Regions from separate parts of the Homo sapiens genome. Here region 1 is linked to region 2. The links are chromatin loops, found by intact Hi-C in ENCODE. Cell type or tissue: heart right ventricle. All regions are shown on one strand. Each heading gives the region's core, and the rest is flanking DNA. Links, peaks and the distances in the headings are about the cores only.

Region 1 (9,233 bases), core at 741-8,740, 710 kb after region 2:
CCACATGTTCCCGTGATTGCTTTTGTCCTCTGCGCGCAGACAGATGGATGGGGGCTGGCTATAGACATTTCAGATCTGTGCACAAGACTCTGTCGAAGGCCTTTCACGTATGATCTATAGCAATTTTTGTTTTCCTCAATTACCGTATTGACCAACCAATTCTGAAGAGATGCTCTGTCCATTTATTCGAGGAATTTCACAGACCATGAATGACGCTGGTAAAAGGGCTGCAGCTGTGTCTGCAGATTACCACTGGCGCCATCAGGCTCTGGGTACTGTCTGAATGACAAGTGGCCGAGAATGAAACAGTCACATATTTTCTTAATTGGAGGCTTAGGGGCATGTTTTTAAAACATGAGATCAGACAAAAATGACCTACCTACATAAAAATCTCCTCCCCAAAGGAGTTTACAGAGGAACACTGCTACTCCTTTTTCTGTTTTCTCACCTCCTTGATTCATTCACTAATAAGAATTGGGCACCAGAATGTTCCAGACATTGGGGTAGGTGTGGGAGTGACCAAGATCCAGGCAGTCTCTGACCTCAAGGGGCTTCCAGCCATTGGGAAAATGCCCACTAACAGCCACTGGACTTAACGTAATTATGTGTGTGGCCGGCTGTTAAATCGAATTCTTCAGATTGTTTCTGACGTTCAGGCAGAGGACCAAAGGCACAGGGGCAGGTAAAATAGGTAGCAGCAACAGCCTGCATGGCCTTAATGGAGTGGCTCGGCCACCTAAGCAAGACCAGCTAAGAGCTCGTGAAATCAATCCTGCTAGCAATTGTGATCACCCACCTGTGGGAAGTTGAGGTAGGAGAGGTCAAGGAGAGGGAGATTTCCAGAGAGAGGCATCTGTGTAAGTTCCCTACCACTATGGGGAAGGTGGGGAGATGCCTCCTTTTCACTTCTAGCCACATGGGAAATGCTTCAAGGAAACCATCCAGCTAGCCTCCGTGTTAAGGTGAAAGGTGCTGGCTGGGCAAAGTGAAGAGTGGTGGATGCTAGGAGTGAGCTGTATTCATATGTGTTTGAGTGAACCAGATGGGTCCATGGGGAGTCCAATCTGGATGGCCCTGCATCCTGCCCAAGAGGACGGCCTGGAGGGGTGACGCGTAGACAGACGCTGGGTGAAAAAGACCACTGGCAGCCCAGGGCCTGGGGGAGTTGAAAATGACTCACAGGAGGACAGACATTGCCAGGGTCAGGGGAGCTGGCCATAAGTCTCCCACAGAGAGGTCTCCAAAATCTCACCAAAGTGCCCCACACAGGAAAAGCTGGCCACTGCCCACCTGCCACATCTAGAGAGAGCCAGGGCTGGGCTCCCCTTACACTATCATACTAAATTATTGCTTTCCCCTGGACCTGAGGTACAGGATCAGAAGCAATAGCCAGCTAGTAGAGAGGTGGTGGAGACAGCAGAAAGGGCCTCCTGTGCAGGCCACTAGGATGGAAGCAGCCCACGCCAGGGCTAGAGGGAGGCTGGACTGAAGTTTTGAAGAATATACTGAACTGGACATTTTGACTGTTGAAATGACACCATTCTTATAAGCAAAAAGTACTGAAAGACATTGGTGCCTGCCCAGAACTCCATGTCAGGTGGGGAAGGATAGGCTATCAACTGGTTTACTGGGACTGGCAAGAAGCAGTAATGCCATTTGATGATTCCGTTATTACTTATGATACAGGGAGTCTAGGGTCCCTTGGGAGAGCAATTTCACAAAATCTATCAAAATAGCTCAGCTGTTATATTTCTAACTCACTCCAGTTCTCTTACATTCATTTTATGGTGAACAAAGAGACACATTTTTAGCTAATAATGAATAACTTGAGTTTACATTTCAGTTAACATGCTTTTTGGCATTTTTATTGAAATATCACATACCGCATATAAAGGGCAATAAACTTCAGTGTGTAGGTCAGTGACTTTCTGCCTCTGTATACGCCCATGTAACTGCCACCCAGGTCAAGATCTGGGACATTTCCAGCACCTGAGAGGGGCCTCCAAGTCTCTGCCCCTCTTCCTGTTACCCCATGCTCTATTAGTTTTAGTATTGTTCCCATTGACATTATGAGCTTTTTATATATTCAGGACAAAATCCTTTATCTGTCAAATGATATTCGTTTCTCTCAATTTGTTCTTTTACATTTAGCATTGCTTATGGTATGTTTTACATATATGCACCCTTTTCCCATTATAAGAGGGTTTTATATATACTCTATCCTATAAACACAGACACACACACGCGCACACACACAAAACAGAGTCCTTTTCACTCTTTCATTAAAATATATGTTCCCTAACACTGTCATAACACAATTAACAAATAAATATAGTCTGAGGTAGAAGACAGGAATTAGCGGATCTCACAACCACACTCTAGTCACTCATAGCAGCTGAGGTGAGAATTTTTACGTCTCCAAAAATCACAGTAGGAGTTAAATTCAGTCCTCATGTGTCTTTGTAGCAGAGATCTCAGAGCTGGGGGTACTTCGAATCCTGTTGGAGGTGTGAAGTTAGGGTGATCTTGATGGAAATCCCTGCTCTGGCATTTACTGGCTGTGTCTGAGCAAACTATTTAGCTCCTCCAGGCCTCCATTTCTTCATCTGTAAAAATGGGGATTAATGCCACTTTTTCCTCTGTGGGAGGGTGAGGATTATGTGAGTTAAAACATACAGAGTAGCCATTACAGATGGAGGCTCAAAGCACTGCAGATGCTGCTCTTGATAGAGATAACCTTGTGAAAGCGGCATCTGGTCCAAACCCAGACCTTCAAGCAGGCCAAATGCTGTTACCCCCGTTTGACCAGTGAACCACCTAAGTCTCAAAGGGGTTTAGTCAGCATCGCCCAGGTAAACTTGCTGTGATGGTGGAAATGTTCTATGTCATGGTGCCCAGTACAGTAGCCTCTAGCCACATGCAGCTAATTGATCACTTGGAATGTAGCTAGCATGGCTAAAAAGCTGGAGTTTTAATGTTATTGAATGGAATTAAATGTTAATAGTCCCACGTGACTAATGGTTACAGTATAAACAGCACAGTTCTAGACCACTCAAAGGTACCATAGGGAAACAGACCCAGCTGTCAAAATTCCTTCCAGTCTCCCACAGTGCCTCATTCCTCTGAAACAAGAACCCGACCGGGTGGTCTCCACGATGGCTCCAGCAATAAGCCTGCTGAAGGGGGCACACCTATATTAGGTTTGTGGAGAGGAAAACAAAACCTTTATGTAACCTCAGAGTCACTGTTATCTCAGAGAAGACCATGGCTCTTTCCCAGTAAAGGAACCAACCAATGAGCATCCGTCTGCTCCACAGAATTTAGGTTTTGGGGCTGCAGTCCCAGATCTGAGGTAAAGTGGGGACATGCCCTCTGACTTATTAAGGTGGAAAAGTGTGTGACGGTGTGATGGCCTCTACTTAGTGTGCTCAAGGTCTCAGGGATCAGATTTTCCCAGAATGTGAGTGGACATAGTTCATCTCTTCCGTTTCTTATTTTGACAGATGACAGGGGCGGCTTCTAAATTTTTTTGTTGACTATTTGGCATTGCCTAGTGAAACACAAAATTCAGTGTTGAATTAGAGCACTGAGTTCAGGTTTGTTCATTGTTCTTGTTCATTGTTCCAAATCTGAAATGGAGGTTGGGCTAGGACAAACACAGCACAGAATTTTCGGTGTGGGCAGGAGAATGAAAAGTGAAAGAAACAACCAGCTATTGAGCAGGCAGCTGCTGTCACCTCTCCTGACGTTCCTGGCCTGCTGCTGTCACCTCTCCTGACGGCTCCTGGCCTGCTTCCAGCCCTGCCCTCCTCATCCATCCGGGCTCGTGTCAGTTGGCCACAGGGTACTTTTCTGTCACACTCCTGGCCTGGTCTCTGCCCCTTAAAGAGCGGATCTTCTCTTCCATTTGCAAGGCAATCTCAGCATATGGGGGCCTGACCTTTGAGATCTTTATAGGAGAAAGATGCCTCTCTGCTGTGAATAGGGCTTTTGTCCCCACTTCCTGAAGAAGTTCAAGACTTTAAAAGCCCCTTTCCCTAAGCCTTCACCATGGCTGGATGAGACTTCCAGTGCAGAAGTGTGTCACTAGGACTCTGAGCAAGGAGGACGAACCATTGAATTGCATAGAAGTCATCTAGGAGCAGCCTGAAGTTTGGTATCGGTTTAGTTATGATATGGGGCACATGGTCTTTTATGGGTGACTTGAGAACCTGATTCTTAGAATGAAGGTAGGTAGCTTCCTCTGTGAAGATGGATTCTGAATGACAGAAACCCAATTTAAAAAAAAATACTGTATCACTTACTTTATATCAGACACTGTTTCAAGTTGTTTTCAAATATTAAGTCACTTACTGTGACTCCACTCGTTTGAGGGAGAGGAGGTCGATGTTGTTATTACCACTGCTTTACAGATGGGGAAATGGAAGCTCAGACTGAACCATTTCCCTGAGGTTCCACCGATAGCAAATGGCAGCAGCAGGTTTCAGTCCCCGCCGTCTGGCTGCACAGTTTTTGCCGGGAACCCCCAATCTTGCAGCCTCTCCATCTTGCAGGCCAACTGTTGAGATGCAGACCGCTCAAAATGTGAAACATAAAAACCCGCTTCTGACTCAGGACAGTGAGAATAGCACATGTCAACACTGCCAATGCTTTCCCTGTTTCTCAATCTTTCCTTAGGAAAGTTACTTTTGACCCTGAGTCTATTTTGTGTTGCTCAAAGGATTTGTACTTGCTAAAGGCTGGTGCAGGGAGGAGTGCTGTGCCCCTGCTGACAACCACTGCACCTCCCAGGCTGAGATGGTGACAGCAGACGCCCCGGCCAGCCTCCCCAGGCCACCTGCCTGCAGGAAGTACAGTCAGAGCTGCCCGCGGTGAAGGGCCAGGAAACCCCCGCTGTTCTTGAAGCCTCAAGACCCCAGATATCCCACCTTGACAAGTGGGTGAGATGCTGCCCACTGCTCAGGCACCACAGAGTGCCACGAGGCTCCTGGGCATGTCCCCAGCTGGTAGGACTGATGGGGATACCAGGAATAAGAAGATAAAATTTGGTCTCAATGTGAAATGCTAGCAGCTATGAGATGTTTTTAAATGACTAATGAGTTGTCTGCTGCTTCAGCCTTGCAAATGGTGTTTTATGTTTTTTTTGTTGTTTCTGTGTGTGTTTCTTTTTTTTTTTTTTAAGAGATGGGGTCTTGTTCTGTCACCCAGGCTGGGGGGCAGTGGTGCGATCGTAGCTCACTATAGCCTTGACCTACCCCTTGCCTCAAGTGATCCTTCCACCTCCGCCTCCCAAAGTGCTGGGATTACGGGCATGAGCCACTGTGCCTAGCCACAGATAATTTTATACAATCACCATGTCAGAGGATAATCGATGGCCTATATACTTTTTTTTTTTTTTTTTCAGAGACAGAGTCTCGCTCTGTCTCCATGCTGGAGTTCAGTGGTGCAATCTTGGCTCACTGCAACCTACACCTCCCAGGTTCAAGCAATTCTCCTGCCTCAGCCTCCCAAGTAGCTGGGATTACAGGCATGCGCCACCACACCAAGCTAATTTTTTTGTATTTTTAGTGGAAACGGGGTTTCACCATATTGACGAGGCTGGTCTCGAACTCCTGACCTTGTGATCCACCCGCCTCAACTTTCCAAAGTGCTGGGATTACAGGCGTGAGCCACTACGCCCGACACACTTTTATGTCAGTCTCACCCTTTTATTATTTATCAGCACCCATTCACTTCTAGCTGTCGACACTGTCAGCCTCTGCGTATCTCAGCTAAGAGATCCCAAACATCCACCAGGCACACACCAGTGTTTGTTCACAAACAGATTCCCCATGACAGCCGCCCAAATGAAATAGAGAATGCTCCGTTTAATTTAAATAGGCCAGCAACTTCAGTTCCTTTTGGCCCCTTCTGATTTCCTGGACACATAGGCTGACCCTTATCTTTACGGCAGTGCTGGGTCCTGCTGTAATCTTTTACTGACCGCTGCCCTCTCCTTCTCCCCTCAGAACAGATGCCTTAGGCGTCACATTTCACTTCAGTTCTTCAGAGGTTCCTGGGTCAAAAAGGTCTCAGATGAGGAGAGAAACCTGGAAACTTGCACACTAGTTTGGATTCCATTGTTAGCTTGCTAGTTTCCACATTTGTAAAATTGGCAAAATTATCTGTGTGAAGTTATAATGCACAAATGAATTATTTGTCATATCTCTCTGGAAAATATGAAATGTAAGAAACTATTATCTGATAAGTATGGATTTTCTTTTCTTTTTTTTAATTCCAAAGATAGATTTTTATTCTTTTTCTCTGGTCCAGGCAAACAACCAACCAAGTAAGAAAATCCTAGTTCCTTGAACTATTTACCAAAGTTTTTTCTTATTTTTATACATCCCTATTGTTATCCTTTAAACTCTCCTTACAGTGAGACATTTACAGCAGGATTTATTAAGCTAGCATAAGCTAGATTTAAGCTTTTAGGAAGTGTGCCTTCAATGGCACTGATTTTCCGTTTTCATTAGCTGCCGAAACAGAAACATTTTCCCCATTGAACTAGTGGGATTCCTTAACCTTTTGTGGATGGATTTCGTTGATGGAATTTTATGTACTTCGATAGCTTCTTATCTCTGTTGTAAGAGTTTTCTGATGCAAGTGCCATGGAGAGCCCTTATTTTTCCTAATTTGTCTCCCCACTCTTGTAATCACTCTTGGACCTTGGAAGCATTTCTGGAGACTGCGGCATGCAACCCTCAGCATGGGGAACAATGATCCTGACATCACCTGGTCCTTGTTTGATCCGACCAGGCCTGGACCAGTGCTCTCCATCACTTCAGAGCTGCCTCAGAATGCCAAGAGCTGACTTAACATTTGTGTTATCAACTGGTTCTCAAGGCCCCACGGCTCTGCCTTGCTTGTTGCCTTTCTCTTTGTGTTCCTCTCCTCTCCACTCTGCTCTCAGATGTCATTAACTTATAGCTCCCAATCTCTTTGCATAAAGTCTCTCCTTGGGTGAATGTCAAAGATGCTACTTCCTGTAACTCTAAGTGCATCTTCTCCTTGGGGAAGGAAGGATGCACCCACCAGCTTTCTTTGTCAGTCTTTTTCCCTCCTATGGATCAGGGTAAAAAGAAAAGTATAACTAATGACTACTTTCTAGTTATATTAGAGTTAAACTCAAAGATAATTTTGTTGGCAGGGGGCATTACTTAAGAAAGTTAAATACAGTTTTAAATATTGGCAATAAAAGGATGCCCTTCCAGACTTTTCATTTTCCCTCTGGTCTTTGTCATTTTCTTGAAAATGACAATCCATATAAATTTACCACCTACCTAATGGAAAACACAGCATCTGAAAAAAAAATTCTCTTTTTTTCTGGTAAATGCTTTTTAAACTGACTGATTCCCTTTTGGGGCGTAAAGATGTAAGCTTGGAAGCGATCTGATTCCGGGGTTGTGGGGCAGTATTTAAAGATTCCTGTATGCACAGCTGTTCAGAACTAGGGGCTGAATTTTAGCAGTCATTCAAATGCAGAGTCATTTGTCAGCAAATGATCAAATAAATAGTTTTCTGGATGGGTTTTTTCCTTCTCACTGAATTAGTGTCATTCATTGCCATTTGCCGCTTCCCAGTTATTTTTGTTCTAACATATCTTCCACATTTTCGCTGTGCCTTCTCCCCGTAGCCTCCCACTTCACATCTGCTAAACTAATTTCCCAAACCACCAGTTTAAAACTTAGGTAGCTTATTACCACTTGTCTCAAAGTCAAGTATTCTCCCCCATGGACTTTTATGCATTCATTCTACAAACGTTTGAGGGCTGACCAGGAGCAAGGCACAGAGCTTACCAGATTTGGGGTTTAATTGTCTGTGGGTTTTACTACCTGAAACATAAGTCCCCAGATGATTGTCAGGCATATATTTTCTCTACATTCTGTTCCTCTTTGAAGATTCAAGAACCTACTGAGTAGTTAATGACTAGTAAGTATTGAACGTGTATTGGAAAGTTTAGAAGTACTGTCGTATTGCTATGTAGGGTTTAATTCCAAACTTATTGCCCTTCCTTATGTTTTTCTATTAGAATGTTCTTTTTCATCGTGTGAACAATGAGGCTTTTAAAATATTTTTGTAGTTAGGCAATGGAAAATGCCAGAAAACCCTACCCTTTCACTTTTCCAGCAAGAAGCCCTGATTCAGAGTCCCTGTTGCCCCAAGGTGGCGCCGACGCAGGCAGGCCAGCGGTGGTGGCCGGTGAGCAAGGCGAGCGGGTCCCCTGCAGAGGCTCTCATCCCAGGTTTTAGCCAGCACAATCTCCCCTGGAAGAGGGTTTCAATGTTAAAGTTTTGAATAAGGTCTCTTCTCCTCAGAAGAGTTGAAAACCACCTTGGTTTAGGAGGTTGTCTCTAGTTCATGAACATGAGGAATGCAAACCTGTGTACCCCAGACCTGTCAAGGCTGATTTGCATATATCATGATCATTCAGTGCCTTTGCCTCAGCTTCCCAGTTTACAAACTGGCCCGAGTCTAAACTAACTCTACACCACAATTTAAATTCTTCATCTTGTGTAGTCAAGACAGAAAACAGTAGTATGTTTTTCATTTTCTTGAAAATCATTAAATTAACCCCCCACCTCTTATTTCTGAGCTCAACACATCCTGAGTCCTTCTTTATAAGCTCTTTGTTCCAGATTTTAAAATTATTTGTGTGATTTTAATCCACTCTGCAGTATTTTCACTTTCCTTTTAAAACCTCTGGCCACTGTTAGGAATATACTGTACTTATTACACTGAGAAAATTACTCTCATAATTCTCTTTAGCCTCAAACTGTGTTTATAGAATCAGATTTTCCCAATGTCCTAGAGTTCCCTTGGCCATGTATAGTAAATTACTAATTACTACCCTGCTCTCCTGAAAGAATGAATATCATTTCTAAAATGCCTAAGCTATCAACAGGGATTCGTTTTAAAGTGCTAGAAAATCTGATTTATTGCTTTGCAGATGATTTTTCTGGTGTATGATCTAGCCTCATTAATGCAAACTAGTTTATTCAGACTGGAAACCACAGTTTCCAGATCCCCGTCTCAAATGGTCATCAGTGAAGGGAGATAGTTCCAGGCTCTGCAACTGTTTGACATTTCAGCCTTCCCTTCCCCAAGCCAGCAGCCACTAAGTCACTGATAGCTGCTTTTTTCTTTTTTTCTTTTTCTTTTTTTTTGAGATGGAGTCTCACTCTGTCACCCAG
Region 2 (9,233 bases), core at 890-8,889:
AATTATTCATGCATATTTGATATATGTTGATAGACATTCAGGTTGTCCACAATATTTTGCTTTTACATAAGCGTAAGTATATCTATAAGAAAAATTCTGAGTAGAATTGCCAGGCCTGAGTATATACGCAATAGATATTACCATATTATCCCAAATAGAGGTTATGTCAATTTATATTTATTTCTTCCAGCAATTTGTGAGAGCTCTTTCCCTCACATCCTTTTTTTGAGACAGTCTCACTCTGCCACCCAGGCTGGAGTGCAGTGGCACGATTTTGGCTCACTGCAGCCTCTGCCCCCTGGGTTCAAGCAATTCTCCTTCCTCAGCCTCCCGAGTAGCTGGGACTACAGGCATGTGCCACCACACCTTGCTAATATTTGTATTTTTAGCAGACACAGGGTTTCACCATGTTGGCTGGACCGGTCTTGAACTCTTGACCTCATGTGATCTGTGGCCTCCCAAAGTGCTGGGATTATAGGTGTGAGCCACCGCACCTGGCCTCCCCCATATCCTTATCAAAGAAGTATATAATCAAACTTTTGAACTTGGACAATTTGATAGGTGAAAAATAATACCACATTATTATTAATATTATTATTACTTGTTAAATAGATGGGGTTTCACTCTGTTTCCCAGGTTGGTCTTGAACTCCTGGGCTCAAGCAGTTCTCCTGCCTTGGCCTCCCAAAGTGTTGAGATTGTAGGCATGAGCCACCACGCCTGGCCCCAGTATTATTTTAATTTGTATTTCTCTTAACAAGGAGTGATGATCATCTTGCATGTAAAAACAATTTGTTTTTCTTTGAACTGAAAGTTCTCTTTCTGACATCCAGGTAACTTTCCAACATCCAATATAGATTTTCAAATCAGAGAATTCATTAGAATGGTTAAGCTAAACGTGGGTGAGTTCATATGCTGAGGGTTTGCTTTTCTCCAGCCAGGATATATTTTACTCATAGTTCTTACTGGAAAAGGGGTTTTGTTTTTATCTCACTATTAAAAGTCCTCTTTTCAAGGAAGCACTCACTATTTGTTATTGGAGTAAGCACTGTAAATTTTTTTAGCCAATTGTATTAAAATGTAATTTGCACCAATGTTAGAGTCTAATATTAAATATTATTGCAACAACAAATTTGAAATATTTCAAGTAGATTTTTTTAATACCATGGGGTTTTTAATTTAAGTAATGTCGGCAGTTATTCAAAGCCTCATCCCTCTAATTTGTTTATGTGTTCATTTAGAGGAAACGTAAAGTATGACATAGTGGCAATTTTATCTTTATGATATATGAGGAGGAACAATTATAATTTATGTAGTAGACAGATAAAAGATACAGGAGAATGTAGAATTTTTTTATAAATATATCAAATATTTTATTTAACATGCTTGAACTGTATTTTAAAATATTTCACTTATTTTATATTCACATTCCGAGTTAAACAAGATTGCTCATTTTCTTATCAAGAATTTTTTTTTTTTCTAGGTTGAATTTCAGGCAGGATCTGAAGGCCAACTTCTGCCTCAGCATTATCTAAATGATCTTGATAGTGCTCTGATACCTGTGATCCATGGTGGGACCTCCAACTCTAGTTTACCATTAGAAATAGAATTAGTGTTTTTCATTATAGAACATCTTTTTTAGTGAAAGAATGTGCCATATTACATATTGCAACCTAATTTGTTAAAACTAACTCCAGCACTAAAGCTGAAATGCCACAAACACTAAAAGTATAAATATGTCTGATTTTTGAAACACATAAGCTTTGCTCTTTAGGCAGGAATGATCTTTTCAAATCATTAGCACAATATTTAAATATCTAAAAATTTAAGAGATCCATACTTTCTGTAGCTTTACAATTAATTTAAGTACTAAAAAGACAAGGATTTCTTTTAAGAAATTTATAGCATTTACTGTGTTATTTAAATGCTAAGCCAAAGTATCTGCACTTAGGTATACCTCTTTATGCCAATAATGATTTTAATGAAGGCTCTTTTCAGATGTAACCTTATGAAGGAAATATCTGCTTTGTGTATATGCCAGTTAGAATACTGGTTTCTAAAGTCTGTCAAATTGTATTTCAGTGGCACAAAAACCAGTTTTGAGGTCTTAGACTTATAATTCTTTGAATAAAACTGATAACTTATTTGTATAATTGGAGTGGAGACCTACCTCCATAATTAGATAAACTCTTTTTGGATTATAATCAGAATTTTGCCTTTTTTCTTCTCAAATTATTACATATGTATGTATTATATATCCACATATATAGTTTTCCCTGATTAAATGGATATTAAAATAATTGCGGGTGCTTCAGGACTTTTTGCTTCTATATTTAAGTATATTGTTTTTATAGCAAGAACATATTCTGAATGTTTTATAAATCTTTAATAATTTATATGTAGGTAATATTTTTGTATCACAATGCATTATTTTTTTCCTCCTTTCCTTCCAAACTATACCACTGTATTTACCACTTCTAAGAGTGACTGACGACGGGCCAGATGACCCTTGAAGTAGTCATTATGTAGCAATAAATGAAGCCTGAAACAGGTTTTTTTACTTCCACTTTAATCCTTAGAAATTTCTTGGCAACTTCGCATATTTTCATTGACACCAGTGTATAAGTATAAATTTAAATGAACTAATTACTTTTGCATATTTTAAATTCTTTATATGGTAGTTATTTTTTATAACAGGATATTAACATAAGTTAAATCCTATGTATTTGAAATTGTTACAGAGCTTTCCTCTTTACTTCAAACAGCAAAAAAGTGGGGGGCATATTGTAGTCCTGTCATTTAAGTTATGTAAAAAATTTAATCATTATTTTGATGCTTTAAACATTCTCATGTGTAATATATGTTTTTGTATCAAAAACACTCATATATTTCAAGAAAAAGAAATTATGTTAAATAGCCCTGTTTTAAGAAAAATATTTATGAAGCATCTCAACTTGAAGATCAAGTCAAAGTTATAACTCAGGATCTGAGGTCTCAAGCTAGGAGAGACTGAGAATTTTAATCAGTTTGGGCATATAGTTTGGACTGAATCACATCTGTAGTACTTAGCCAAAGACAATTTGGAGGAGAATATCAGCCTTCTGGAAGTAGCTACTTCCTGAACAATGTAAAGTGTCGCAGATATTCAATAAAATGGCAACCTGTTATAATTTGTGAAATTTATTGAAATGGTGTAAGATGAAAACAATTGCATATCAAACCCAATTTATGTTTTCTAAATATAGTGTATGTATTCTGCCATGTAAGTAATTGAACAGTCTTAAAATAACCAAATGGTAGAGGGCTGTTCCATGATGGGACAGCTTTGGATTTGTTTTCATAAAATCTCTATATTCAATAAAAATTGGAATTATGTGCCTGAAGTTTGGAGGCACATTTTGAAGTATTCTTTGTAGACATATAGTATGTTTCTGAATGTGTTTGTTACTTATTTGGTCATTGGTACTTAATTTGAAATTTTAATTTTTTAAGAGAAGAAATAGAATGGTTCTTTGTACTCAGTCTGCAATGATCTATTTTTGGCTTATGTCTTTTAATACTACTCTCTTTCTCTGAATTTTGAAATATGAAGTAAAATCTAGCCCATTTGTTTTATGCAGCTATTCAACAAACTTTGTGTGTTCGTATACTTGCTACATGCAGAGCACTTTACCAGGTTTCTAAGCAAAAATTTCTAAAAATGATTAATTGTTCTGACAGAATTAGGCGTAGTTCTTTATCAACATTTATGGATTCCATGCCACAAGTAGTATGCGCTTAAGTGCAGAGCATGCCAAGAGAAAGAGTAGGATTTGGCCCTGTAGGAGCAAAGATTCAATTGTGGGAAACTACTTGTTTCTGAAAATTGCATGCTAGGATATTTACATCATGTTCCTGTTGAAAACAATTCCTGATTAAAATACAAGAATAATCTTAAAACATCAAAGAGATTTTCCAGACAATAAGGAATGCCAAGTCCAAAAGTAAAGAGAATAAGAGAAGCAAGCATGTACCCTTACTCTGACAACCTTATGAGTGAGGGGGACAGAAATTAAAGTTCAGGGCCCATATAAGGTGATGAACCTAACAGGAGACCCTCCACACAATAGGCTGAGACTCCCAAATACTTTCACCTTTAGGATGATAATGAATCAGAGGTGGAAGAACCAATGTAAAAGAACAGGCAAGTTTAGAATTGCCCCAGTGATCTAAAGAATCTTAAGCACTGAGCTTCCTTTAAGGTGTTCCCACACTAGTAATGCCTCCAGGTGACAGAGAAAATAAAATGTAAATACTTTTCATGGAAAAGTAATTTCATTGTAGGCCTCAAATTACTTTTCAAATATGTCTAGTAACACATAGTAAAAAGTAGTCATATAAGGAAACTAGATTCCAGAGGCAAGAATTACTTGAAGCAATGAAAACAAACTCACAGATATAGGTATTAGATTTGTTTTCTTTGTTTAAGGAAATAAGGTGTGTGAATGTACTTGCAGGAAATGGGAAACTATACGATAAAAAGTTGTGGAGCTAATCTGGAAAAGAACTGAATATAAACATTACAAGAATATACATAAAAACTGCACTTTAAAACTCAGTAAATAGATGTAATAGAATGTAGCCAATTGGGGTAGTTTATAAACTGGAAGATAACTCAGGAGAAACTATTCACAGTGCACCATGGGAGAAACAGCTGGAAAAAAAAACAGAAGACCTGTAGAGAATACAGTGAAAAATCCTAAGTGCTTCATTAGCTGTGAGAGGAGAGGCAAGAATAGGACAGAGCAAATACTTAGATAGAATGCAGAATTTTAAAAACTGATGAAAGACATGACCCCACACATTCTAGAAGCCAGACAAATCCCAAACAGAATAAACTAGAAAATCCACACATAGACACATAATAAGGCCAGGTGCAGTGGCTCACACCTGTAATCGAGCACTTTGGGAGGCCAAGGCAGGAGGATCACTCGAGCTCAGGTTGAGACCAGAGTGAGCAACACAGGGAGACACTGTCTCTGCAAAATTAAAAAAATTTTGCCAGGTGTGGTGGCTCATACTTGTGGTCCCAGCTTCACGGGGGCTGAGGTGGGAGGATCACTTGAGCCCAGGAGGTTAAGGCTCCAGTGAGCTGTGATCGTGCAACAGAGCAAAACCTTGTCTCAAAAAAAAGGAAAAAGAAAAAAGACATTTAACAGGAAAACTGGAAATGCTAGCTGACAGAGAGAAAAATAGTCCAAGGAACAATTTGCTGTTTCTAGTCAGAGGACCAGAAAGGAGGTTGGAGGCTATGGGACAAAACCCTTTTTAATTTAATTGCAGTATTCTAAGAGAGCCTCAGGAAAGATGCAGTAAGACCCACCGCCCCACCAGGAGAACCATGGGTAATGACTTGGAACCTTCTGGACTTTCCTTGCTCTACATCAATCCCGCAGCAGTAAAGAGGTATCACTCTTCTCTTCCCCCTGGTGCACTAGTGGCAGACATTGCAGGGCAGAACACTGGCAATGGGGAGGCTAACGCCCTGACTTTCTAGCCAAAAACCAAGAATGGGGTTCTAGAAACCAGAGTATAGGTAAGATCACAAATAGGAGGGAACTGAAGAAAAGGAACCCTTAAATCTGTCAATAAAATCCTGGGATCATCTCACAAGCTGTGTATGTGTGAAACTAACCAGAAGCAGCTGAGCAAAGGTTCTGAACACTGAATTACAGTGTAGGCCACTGTCCAAGTTTCAGATTGGCCACTAGATGGTGCACAACTGGGGCAAAGAACAGCTTAACAAAGGCAGTGAAAACTAACATTGGAACCACAGCCACCAAAAAAAGTGGCCAGGATGTGTGCTCTGAAACTTAACTGAATTGATGGTCTGCTAAAACAAAACAAAACAAAAACATTCTTATGAAGATTTAAACAGGATAGAGAATATCATAATATTCCAAATATATCCCAGAAACAACCCAAAATGATTGGACAAAGAACTTGTGAAACCTAAGCAACTCTCTAGGGAAAAGACAATGAACAAGAGCCAACTCTAAGGTTACCCAAATGTCAGAATTATCAGAAAAAGACTTAAAACTAGTTATTTTATTTTTTTTATTTATTTTTGAGACAGTCTCTATCACCCAGGCTAGAGTGCAGTGATACAATCTTGGCTCACTGCAACCTCCACCCCCAGGGTGCAAGTGATTCTCCTGTCTCAGCCTCCTGAGTAGCTGTGACTACAGGTGTGTACCACCACGCCTAGATAATTTTTTGTATTTTTAATAGAGACAGAGTTTCACCACGTTGGCCAGGCTGGTCTCAAACTCCTGACCTCAAGTGATCTGCCTGCCTGGGCCTCCCAAAGTGCTGGGATTACAGGCATAAGCCAGCACACCTGGCCGTTAAACTAGTTATTTTAATCATGCTACACAAAGAAGACATTTCTCCAAAGGAAATATATAAAGGGAAACACTGTTGAAATAAATGGAAAGCTAAAAGTCTCAGCATAGAAGCTATAAAAAGAAACAAGTGGAAATTGTAGAACTGAAAATACAATAACAAAATTTACTGGAAGGTCTCAACACAATGAAGATGACTGAGGGAAGAGTCAGTAAATTTGAAGATACATGAGCAGAAATTATCTAGTCTGAATGACAGAGAAAAAAGTGAAAAAAATGAGAAGACCTTTGGGGATCTGTGGGACAATATGAAACAGTCTAATATTCATGTCTTAGGAGCCCAGAAAGAACAATTGGAAGAAAAAAATATCTGAAGAAATAATAGCTAAAAACTTCCAAACATCTGGCAAAAAACAAATATTCACATACATTTACATAGCATTCTATTTAAAGCCGGTCTGCTGGCACAGCAAATCCCAAAAAGGAAAACCACACCCAGGCACGTCATAATCAAAGTGATGAAACCAACTGTAAAGAAAATACTTTGAAAACAACTGGAAGAAAACAACACTTTGTATATAGGAGAACCAAAGATTTCAGTGATGGCAGATTTCTCATCAGAAACCATGGAGCAACATTTATAAAGTGCTTTTAAAAAGCAACAAAACTGTCAACACAGAATCCTTTATCCAGCAAATATATTCTTTAGGAAAGAAAATGAAATAAAGACATTTTCTTTTTTTTCTTTACTTTTTTTTTTTTTATGAGATGGAGTCTCACTCTGTTGCCCAGGCTGGAATGGATTGGTGCGATCTCAGCTCACTGCAACCTCCGCCTCCCGGTTCAAGCAGTTCTCCTGTCTGAGCCTCCAGAGGAGTAGCTGGGATTACAGGTGCGTGGTACCACGCCCAGCTAATTTTTTTATGTTTGTAGTAGAGACGAGTTTCACCATGTTGGTCAGGATGGTCTCAAACTCCTGACCTCAGGTGATCTGCCTGCTTCGGCCTCCCAAAGTGCTGAGATTAGAGGCATGAGCCACCATACCTGGCTGAAATAAAGACATTGTCAGAAGAAGGAAAGCTAAAATAATTCATTGCTAGTAGTCCTCCTTTAACAGAAATGGTAAAGGAAGTTCATGGGGAAGGAAAATGATTGCAAAGAAGGAAGAGCAACCAAAATGGCAAATCTCTGGATAAACCAAATAGACTTACATGTTTGTTAAAATATATGTAACTGCTGAAATAAAAAAATTGTAACATCATCTTTTGGGATTTTCAATGCATATAGATGTAATACAGATGAAAACTGCATACTAACCAAGGGGACAGTGACAGAACCTATATGGTAAGTTTTCTAAATTTCACTTAAAGTGGTAAAACATTATAGTAGGTTACAAAAAGTTTGGTATGTAATGATCATCTCTAGAGCAACCATTTTAAAAAACTATGCAAGGAGATATGTTTAAAAAGCCGACATATAAAGTGGAATTTTAAATAATTCAAAATAAAGCCAGCAAGGAAAACAAGTGTAAAAGAAATAAGGGATCAACAAGAAAAATTAATGCTAAAATGGTAGACCTAAATCCAGCTGTATCAAAAATTACACTAGGCCAGGTGTGGTGGCTAATGCCCATAATCCCAACACTTTAGGAGGCTGAAGCAGGAAGATCACTTGAGGCCAGGAGTTCAAGATCAGACTGGGCAATGTAGTGAGGCCCCGTATCTACATAAAACTTAAAAGAATTAGCCAACCATGGTAGTGCATGCCTATAGTCCTGGCTACTCAGGAGGCTGAGGTGGGAGATCATTTGAGCCCAGTAGTTTGAGGCTGCAGTGAGCTGTGATCATACCGCTGTACTCCAGCCTGGGCCACTGAGCAAGACCCTGTCCCTAAAAATAAAAATAAATAACAATTACATTAAATGTAAATGGTCTAAATATGGCAATTGATTTTTTTTTTTTTTTTTGGATCAAGTCTCATTTATTCTGTCACCCAGGCTGGAGTGCAGTGGCACAATCCCGGCTCACTGTAACCTCCACCTCCCAGGTTCAAGTGATTCTCCTGCTTCAGCCTCCTGAGTAGCTGGGATTACAGGCATGTCCACATCTGGCTAATTTTTTCTTTGTTTTTATTAGAGATGGAGTTTCACCATTTTGTCCAGGATAGTCTTGAACTCCTGTCCTCAACTGATCTGCCTGTCTTGGCCTCCCAAAGGACTGGAATTACAGGCATGAGCCACCATGCCTGGCCAGATGGATTTTTTTAAAACCTAATTTATATGCTATCTATACAAGCCACTTATGATACAATGGTACATGCAGGTTAAAAAGTAAAAGGATGGAAAAAGATATTCCATGCAAACACTAAAAAGAAGAAGAAAAGGACAAAGCTGGAGTGGTTATTTTGCTATCAGACAAAGCAAACTTCAGAACAAGGAATATTACCCTGTAATTTATTTTTAAATTTATTTATTTATTTATTTATTTATGAGACAGGGTCTCATTGTATTGCCCAGGCCTAGGGTGCAGTGGCTATTCACAGGCACAGTCATGGCACACTACAGCCTTGAACTTAGGCTCTTAACCCATCCTCCTGCCTCAGCCTCCTGGGTAGCTGAGCCTACAAGTGCGTGCCACTGCACCCAGTTCCCCTGTGATTTATTATTGCATTTCATAGACTAGATACCAAGTTCAGAGAGAGAGTAATCTGTCCAAAGTCACACAGCTAGAAACTAAATTGGAATTTGAGGGAAAACTTTCTAGCTATTAGGACTCTGAAAATGAGGTAAGCTGTATTCATGCAGTGCTTTGTTTTGATTTTGAGACAGAGTCTCACTCTGCGGCCCAGGTGG

The links. Hi-C counts contacts between places; a loop is a spot of excess contacts. Peaks named below come from ENCODE experiments on the same cell type or tissue, not always from the same donor. Only the 100,000 strongest peaks of a DNase experiment are listed, where the experiment ranks them.
Region 1: it touches region 2 in a loop (3-fold over the local background); 20 of 110 quality-filtered maps call a loop at or near these places.

Annotation. Positions count from the first base shown.
Region 1 is chr5:81,184,328-81,193,560 of GRCh38, forward strand. All of the region lies in intron 18 of RASGRF2 (Ras protein specific guanine nucleotide releasing factor 2), which reads left to right. Among named protein-coding and RNA genes, the nearest start is that of CKMT2, 44 kb to the right of the region's middle. RefSeq lists enhancers at 7,754-8,262, 8,263-8,769. In heart right ventricle, for the core only: no CTCF peak of the experiment used is centred there; DNase peaks (open chromatin) are centred at 1,151 and 3,794; H3K27ac peaks cover 1,811 bases.
Region 2 is chr5:80,475,737-80,484,969 of GRCh38, forward strand. It overlaps ZFYVE16 (zinc finger FYVE-type containing 16), which reads left to right. Exons shown (of 19, transcript NM_001284236.3): 19 at 1,483-7,643. The coding sequence ends at 1,641. It overlaps FAM151B-DT (FAM151B divergent transcript), which reads right to left. Exons shown (of 3, transcript NR_172938.1): 3 at 7,064-7,430. Among named protein-coding and RNA genes, the nearest start is that of FAM151B-DT, 7.6 kb to the right of the region's middle. RefSeq lists a silencer at 5,722-5,831. In heart right ventricle, for the core only: a CTCF peak has its summit at 5,738 (motif pointing right); no DNase peak of the experiment used is centred there.